Regions from separate parts of the Homo sapiens genome. Here region 2 is linked to region 1. The links are chromatin loops, found by intact Hi-C in ENCODE. Cell type or tissue: endothelial cell of umbilical vein. All regions are shown on one strand. Region 1 overlaps C1orf21 (chromosome 1 open reading frame 21). Region 2 overlaps COLGALT2 (collagen beta(1-O)galactosyltransferase 2).

Region 1 (4,000 bases):
TGCATACACAAATTTGAAACTTTTTACATGAAATAGTACAGTAAACATTTAAAAGATAAATACTGCCCAGGAATACTGTTGCAATACCATAGTAACTGCAACAAATATTACAGGAAAAAAAATTAATACTTTTAACATAGAAAGTGTTTTTGTCAGACAAGAAGGATATCCCTAACACAGATTTTTAAATGGGCAAAGGATAGGAATAGATAATTTGCAGAACAAAGAAAATAGCCTGTATGGAAGGAAGGTAGAAGAATAACCTTATAGTATATAGTTTAAAAATGCAGATTTAAGAAAACAATCAGATACTTTTTTTCCTAAGAAATTGGCAACTTTTTTGTAAACTTTTTTGTGTGTTTTTAAAATCACACTGTCATTTCTGACAAAAGTAGAGGAGTCAGGCACTCATATTCATATACTGCTGCTGAGAGTGTAAATAGCCACAACCTTTCTGGATGAAGATATTGCAAGCCCAAAAGATGGTCATGTTCAAATTAATAATTATTTTCCTAGGAAGAGGGAAATCAAAGAGATGTACAAAGATGGTTACTACAGCTTTATTTGTCATGGTGAAAAAAAGGGAATAACCAAATTTCCCAGTATTACCCGGATGAGTAATTAATGGCTTATCCATATAATGAGATAGTATAAACCACCAAAAAAGCATTTGCTCAAAGAATGATTACATAATTCCAATTTTGTAGATAAACAGCAGAGAGAGAAAAAAATGACATAGGAAACATTCCAAATTTTAATGGCACTCAATTGGTAGGATAACAGATGATTTATTTTCTACAATGAAATATTGCTTTGGTTATAAGAAAAACAACAGCAACAACATATTTGGTATTTATACCAAGCAAAATGTACATTTTTGTCATTTGGCCTAGAGAAGAGACATGTCTGCTCAACAATGAAGTTATTTCCATGAATTCTGGCATATTGGTTAAGAAGGACTCAGAGAATCCATCTAAAGCTCTTGGTCTACTCCTGGTGGTCATAATAGGTGCTCAATAAATGTCTGCTGTGCATGTCTACAGGGCCCTCAAGTCTAATGAGGATGGTTTTTCAATTCTTAATACAATCTGGGTACGACTTGTCACAGACACGAGGATGAGGGATGGTGTATTTTTTTTGATTTTAGAATAGGAAAAAAACCATTTAGTTCTAACACTGTTTATTCGTAAGTCCAAGGGGGGGAGAAACTAATTCCATTTTTTTCTTGAGAATATCTGCTGGATTTCCATTAATAATCCTAGGCAAAGAAGTTATTTCATAGGTTGTCTTTAAATGATTTTTAAACTAATTTAGAACTCACACATAAGTTTCATTCTATTTTTCTTTTTAACCTACAAAAGTGAGTGCCTGCTTACTGTTTTTCCTGGTTCTGTGCCGTAAACACTGAATGGACTATCTTACCTTGTCTTTACAATCTGATGGTTAAGGTTCTTATTCCCGTTTTACAGAAATAGGCTTAGAAGTCAAGTTAATGAGTGAATGGTTGGCTCTTTGGGCACCGTTTGTTGGAGTTCAGGTTTTCAGGCTCCTTCTGGGCTATAGACTTTTTTCCAGGCTACCTTGTAGCAATTTGTGAGTCAGCATCATGTTCTGCTGAGACCCAAAGATCCAGGAGCAGCTTAGAGCTGTAGCTAGATTACCAATGGACTCATCACAAAGCATAACTTGACTCTCAACCCTGGTCCCTTTCCCCTCTACCAGAAGGTCTACCCCAATGGCAGAGTAGAAGAGAAAAGATCTTCCAGGACATCAGAGATGGCATGCCACACAGGAGGAGAGGAACAAGGTCATTGTTGTTATTTGTTCAGAAAGAAAAGATGGTAAAACTCAGTTACATCTTGCTCAACTGATTTTCTCGGCTTGAAAGAGAAGTAACAGACACTAGGCTTAAGGGAGTTAAGAATAAATCAAAACGTGAACCATTCCAGCAGTTTCTGCATTAATGGGATCCTTCTGACAATGCCACAATGGAGAATTATGGCACAGAGCCAGTTCAGTCATAAACCTTATTCCTATACTTCCTTTCTTGCTTGTAATTTTATGCAGCAGGTTGAGAAGGCTACTTTATTCTGAGACAGACTGTATACCAATAATTTTGATAACCTGTAATGAGTTCTGTGATGTCTTTTTCTTCTTGTATCTTTTCCTTCCTACCTTGATACCAGTAATTTGTAAGGGATCTATATAGTTTGAATGTATTTGAGTGACTTCAATAATACTTCAGTTCTACTTTTTGATATAACCCAAGGAAGCACCAGTAGGTCTCAGGCATTCCCCTGTGTTTTAGAATCCTCAAATCAGTGAGATGAAACCCAATGTCAAGAATTTGAAGCAGAGTAAGGTATGGAGAAAGAAGGTAAAGAAACTATTGGGTGGTTTGGCTAGAGCATAGTAATTAATTGGATATTTTGGTTTCCAAAAATTTGAATTACAATAAAAGGAAATTTTGCTGTGTTATTTCAGTTTTCAGTAGCAAATAAATGTTTGTATAGCCAAACAATAAAATTGACGTAGTTTAGTGCCTTTAAAAAAATAAGTGATGGTTTTAACCCCATCTCTTAACTGGCTTATAGTGCCTCATTCATTCATTCAGTGAATAAAACAAACACCAATTCAAGGAAATCTGTATAACAAATGTTTGTAAACTTTATGACCTATCCTTTGTTTTCTAATTTACAGAATAAAATCTAAGTAAATAAAAATTAGGGACAGTCTCTTAAAAATTTCTTACAACTTATTGGTATATGATAGGGTTCTTTTAATTTGATGGTTGGAAGATTCTTGAAAATAGAAGTAAAAATTTAAGCTTTCTATTGTTTATAGTTCAAAAGTGCATGCACATGTGTGTAACAAGAATATACACATTTCTCTGATTCCAGAGACAGCCCTTTATCCAGCTGGCTAGAGTAGCCTCTATCAGCCCCCAGTCTCTATTATTCTGTTGTAATTTCCTCCTCATACTTCTCACCACCTGACTTGATACTAGTTAGTTTTTGCTCATTTCCCATTTCCCTTTGCCTTCACTGGAGTGGCAGCTCTGTCAGGGCATAAGTTTTTGCCATTTTTCCTGCTCAGCACCTAGAACAATATCTAGCCTATAACTAGCCCTCATTTTCATTTGTATGGAATGAATGAATAAACAAATAAATCAGTTTTCTGCCTCTTATCAGCTGCGTGGAACCAGACATCTCCCCTCCATTTTGAGGTCCCTAAGTTATTCCTGGGAAATCTCAGGGACTGGCATCTTCTGCCAGACCTCTGACACCCAAGAAACCATTGGTGGTAGGCAGAGGCCCCTGTGAGCTGCTGCCAATGTCTACACTGAGGCAGCCCCTCAGATCCCAAGCTAAGGTCACTGATGTATGTTCACAGCCAGATGCTGCTGCTTCTGTCATGGAAGGATCTTCTCCAAAGTCCACTCTTCTGTAAAACTGTGCTGTGATGTGGGAATAGCACACACACCCCCACACACCCTCACACATACATACACACACACACACTGTCACACACATATGCACAAACACCTGTTACCTTCTTTACCCAGACCCTTGGGCCAGAGCAGCCTTGTGCCCCCATTTTTTTTCTTTTGGTGAAACTCACTTTCTGGCTTTACTCTCAGGAGCGGGGCAAGGAGTTGGGGGAGGAGGACTGGAGGTGGGGTGGGAGGCGTAACTAAATCAGAAGTTCCGAGTGAGGAAGGCTCCCCTCCAACACAGAGGCATTCTTCTGACTTAGCTAAACAAGCTTCTGGCAGGAAAAATAATTTCCCTGGCACAATATGGTGCCTTATGCCAATTACCTCTGCGAGGATCCGCCCACTGGCCCTCCAGGCCATCTGGACAAAAGGGATCCCTGAGGAGATCTCACTGTAGCCACAGGCTGGGACTCCTGCTAGAGGGAGATAAAGCTTTACCATTTCCCTTCTTCTTTGTCCTGAACTGTACTCTAGAACGATCTGTAAGAAATGTCCTAATAGGTA
Region 2 (4,000 bases), 570 kb before region 1:
ATTCTTAAATTATTTATAAACGGCATAAGAGAATTTGCCAGGTGCAGTGGCACACACCCTTAGTCCTAGCTACCTGACAGACTGAGGCAGGAGGATCACTTGAGCCCAGGAGTTCCAGGCTGCAGTGAGTACAACTATGCCTGTGAATAGTCACTGCACTCCAGCCTGGGCAACATAGTGAGACCCCATCTCTTAAAAAAAATAGTCTAGGTAATTTATACAGCATCTACTTCTTTCCTTGGTTGTTGTTTCTTCATTACACAGGACTTCTTAAATTCTCTTTGCCTTCTCTACATCAATGCATTTCCTAATCCTTTTGACAAAGTTGGTCTTATCGTACGAAATGTGTTTTCCTGGTGTACAGATTAAACAACTCCAAAACCTGCCTAAGCATCCACTCCTGATGAACATCCTTAGAAATTAGCTGCCTGGAGTATGCAGAGGTACAGATGTCTAATTAAAAACAGATGCACAGATTTCAAATATTCTCTTTATTGAGTTAAAAAACTGTCTGTAGTGTTACTTCCCTGAATTAAGATTCTGTTTGTTCTCAGGCTTCTGAGGAAATGAACACGTCCTCCAGTTGTGGTTGGAGAGAGGTGCATGAATCCTGGTCTTTGAAGTGCAGGGCCAATCTCTCCTACACTCATTCCCAGAGGAGGAAGAGGAGGAAGAGCAGTGAGGGCCACACCAGCCCACCGAGGAAGCCTGGTGGTCCCCGCTTAAGACTAAGTTTCCCTGCTCCTCCTCCCCAATGTCAAAAAAGGCAAAAACACAGAAATCCAGGCAGACACTTCTAACTACTGCCTTGTAATCGCTCTGACAAAAGTATATTTCCATTTGAATGCATAATAATGAAAGCAACACAGGCCCTGGGCTATTCAGAGGGTTGGACAGAGAGAGATACCAAAGGCCCATATGCAAGCTTTCTGGAGGAAACCCGAGGCTGGTGCTAACGGTTCTATTTTCAGAGCCCTGTAGCACAAGGCAGCAACAGCGCAGTGCTTGTCCTGCTGCAGCACTCCACAAGCATCTAGACACAAAAACCTCTGCGGCTGAGGTGGATTTTTCCATGAAGCTAGGAAGCTGAGAACCCAGAATGTGTGAGGCCCCTCAGGAGGAGCTGAGGCACAGTGGCCCCTCTCTCAGTCTGAAGGCTCCTTGGAAAATGAGTACTGCCTCGAATCTGTTACCCTCCTCCCAACCAGACCAGAAAAGGCACCCAGAAAAATCGCAGACATCACTAATGGATTCCTTGAAGAAAACAAATGATGTGCAAGGACAGCTGGACATCTGGAGAGGTGATCTGCAAGTAATTGACAGTCAGTAATCAAACTGGAAAACCACAGATTGTGAAAACACAAATATGGGCTGGCTGGGTGACCATGTTTCCGGGAGGCTCATACGGCTCAGTCTTTGCCTCAATTCTCCAACTAGAGTGGATTCACACCTAAATCAACACCTCCACTCACTCTCTCTTCCCCAGATCTCTGACTCAGGATAAGACACCAAGGAAAGGCTGGACACAGTGGCTCACGCCTGTAATCCCAGCACTTTGGGAGGGTGAGGCGGATCACCTGAGGTCAGGAGTTCAAGGCCAGCCCAGCCAACATGGTGAAACCCCGTCTCTACTAAAAATACAAAAATTAACCAGGCGTGGTGGTGTGTGCCTGTAGTCCCAGCTACTTGGGAAGCTGAGGCAGGAAAATTGCTTGTACCCGGGAGGCGGAGACTGCAGTGAGCTGAGATCGTGCCACTGCACTCCAGCCTGGGTGAGAGAGTGAGATTCTGTCTCAAAAGAAAAACAACAACGACAAAAAGACAGCAAGGAGAGCTCAGCTCTTGAGCTGTTTTTAATTTTCTTTGAAGGTCATGTTGGGACAATAACTTTCCTTTACCTCTAAGGAGCCCTGGTACCCGCCAGCCACCAAGGTCTCTCCCTTCCACTTTTAGGGGAGCTGTGGCCCTGAGACAGCTTCAGTGCTCATGGTTGGCCACCTCTCTGTCCATGAGTCCTGGCCTGCTTTCTTTGGAGCTAGTACCTGAAAAGGGAGTGCTGGTAGAAACAGGTGCCACATCCACACTGGCCACCTCTTACCCTAATGCTGCCCATCTGCTTTCCCTCTGATTCTGCTTTTGGTTCCTATTTCCCCTTCTTCCTCTTCTCCAGCTGTGCAAGTTAGCAAAAGCCCATGAGTCTCAGATTCAAAATTGAATTAGGACTAAGGGAAACACGTATTGGAGATGTGATCACAGCACATGTAGGGATCCCCTTGGCTGATGATGCTCCCAGGTCAACAGGTGCACTGTCACCGCTACATGGAAGGGAGCACAAAGAGCAGACCAAGAAGTCAACATGTCTGCAGGATGAGACGCTTTACTGCTTGGCTGTGGAAAAAAAAATTGAGATTTATCTGGCAATGTCTAAAAACATTGACATTTCTCCTTGTTCCAGAAGTTAGTTTTCATTTCTAAGTCTTGCCTCTTAAGACTCAGAGCCAACTAGAAATAATTAGAACTGACTCATTTATTTTGACAAGTCCTACTGAGGTTGTTAGGGCTAAACTCATATTGGTAAGCATGGGGCCACTGGAATCATATTAAAGATGAAGACTGGATCTCTCAGCAGGTGGGACACGGAAACTGAGGACACAGTACTCCTTTATTTTATTTTATTTTTGAGATGGAGTTTCACTCTTGTTGCCCAGGCTGGAGTGCAATGGCACAATCTCAGCTCACTGCAACCTCCACCTCCCGGGTTCAAGTGATTGCCCTGCCTTAGCCTTCTAAGTAGCTGGGATTACAGGCATGCGCCACCATGCCCAGCTAATTTTGTATTTTTAGTAGAGATGGGGTTTCACCATGTTTGTCAGGCTGGTTTCGAACTCCTGATCCTCAGGTGATCCACCCGCCTCAACCTCCCAAAGTGCTGGGATTACAGGCATGAGCCACCGCACCCGGCCAGGACACGGTACTTCTGATCACTTCCATCTGTACTGAGACTCAGGGAATGTCCTCAGCTTCCCTGCCACACCCGAGAAAGTCTAAGACCTCTGTCACTATAGAAGAGGTCTGCGATTGGTGGAGTAGCAGGATGGCAACACTGGACAACGACTGATCTATTGATCTTGCTGCCTGAGAACCTGCAAAATACATTCCCCAGAGGCTCAAGGGAATGGCAGTGGAATGAACAACAAACTTAGTCACCACCTGGACAATCCTCACCATGACTAGTGAGTTGGCAAAGGTAAATTTTCCAATTCGAGACTTCAAACACTGAACTACCCTCTCAGATGCTTCTTGTTTTCATTGAGCAAAGAAGACTCACTGGTGTAGAAAATAAACAGCTCCACCTAAAAATAAAATTCCACTAATGAAAGCAACTACTGTAATTCATTTTCAAGAAAGGTCATATCATCGAGTCCCGCCACCTCTGTGTCCAGTCTCAAGGAAAGCCTCCCCAGCAGCAGACGTGCCAAAGGCAGAGACATGCTCAGCCACTCAGCAAAATATGCCAATTGATTCTTCTTTCTTGGTTACTGGGTAGAATTCTGTCTAAAGATCTGGAATCCTTTTTCTGGGTGGAAACTAGATATGGATATGGTTAAAGACGTGAATATGGATTGGGGGTCTGGGGATTCCTCCCACAAAAAGCCTTTTCCTAGATCCTATTCATACCAAGTCACTTAGTTGCAATTCTTCCCAATGAACTAAGAAATCAGAAAAACTCACTTCTCATGAAAAATTCCTCACCAACAAAATTAATGTTTATACTTCCTCAACATCCCTCCTCAGTATGCCCCATTTCATCCCAGAAACAATCATAGACACGACACACCTGAAGCCTGGGTATATGTGATGTAAAAATAAATATTTGATTCTAGAAATTCAAGCAACCAATCAATTTCATCCCTAAATGGCATCTCTAAATTTTTCCTGATGGTAAAATTTGCTGATTGACCAGTTAACAGTCAATTCAAAAGCCCATTATCATCTTTCA

The links. A loop is a pair of places that touch in the nucleus more often than their neighbours do. Peaks named below come from ENCODE experiments on the same cell type or tissue, not always from the same donor. Only the 100,000 strongest peaks of a DNase experiment are listed, where the experiment ranks them.
Region 2: a loop joins it to region 1, with 2.2 times the contacts of the local background. A loop is called at or near these places in 1 of 110 quality-filtered maps.

Annotation. Positions count from the first base shown.
Region 1 is chr1:184,552,042-184,556,041 of GRCh38, forward strand. The region is part of intron 3 of C1orf21 (chromosome 1 open reading frame 21); the gene reads left to right. Among named protein-coding and RNA genes, the nearest start is that of C1orf21, 170 kb to the left of the region's middle. In endothelial cell of umbilical vein, no CTCF peak of the experiment used is centred here; a DNase peak (open chromatin) is centred at 2,010.
Region 2 is chr1:183,982,610-183,986,609 of GRCh38, forward strand. All of the region lies in intron 1 of COLGALT2 (collagen beta(1-O)galactosyltransferase 2), which reads right to left. Among named protein-coding and RNA genes, the nearest start is that of COLGALT2, 53 kb to the right of the region's middle. In endothelial cell of umbilical vein, no CTCF peak of the experiment used is centred here; no DNase peak of the experiment used is centred here.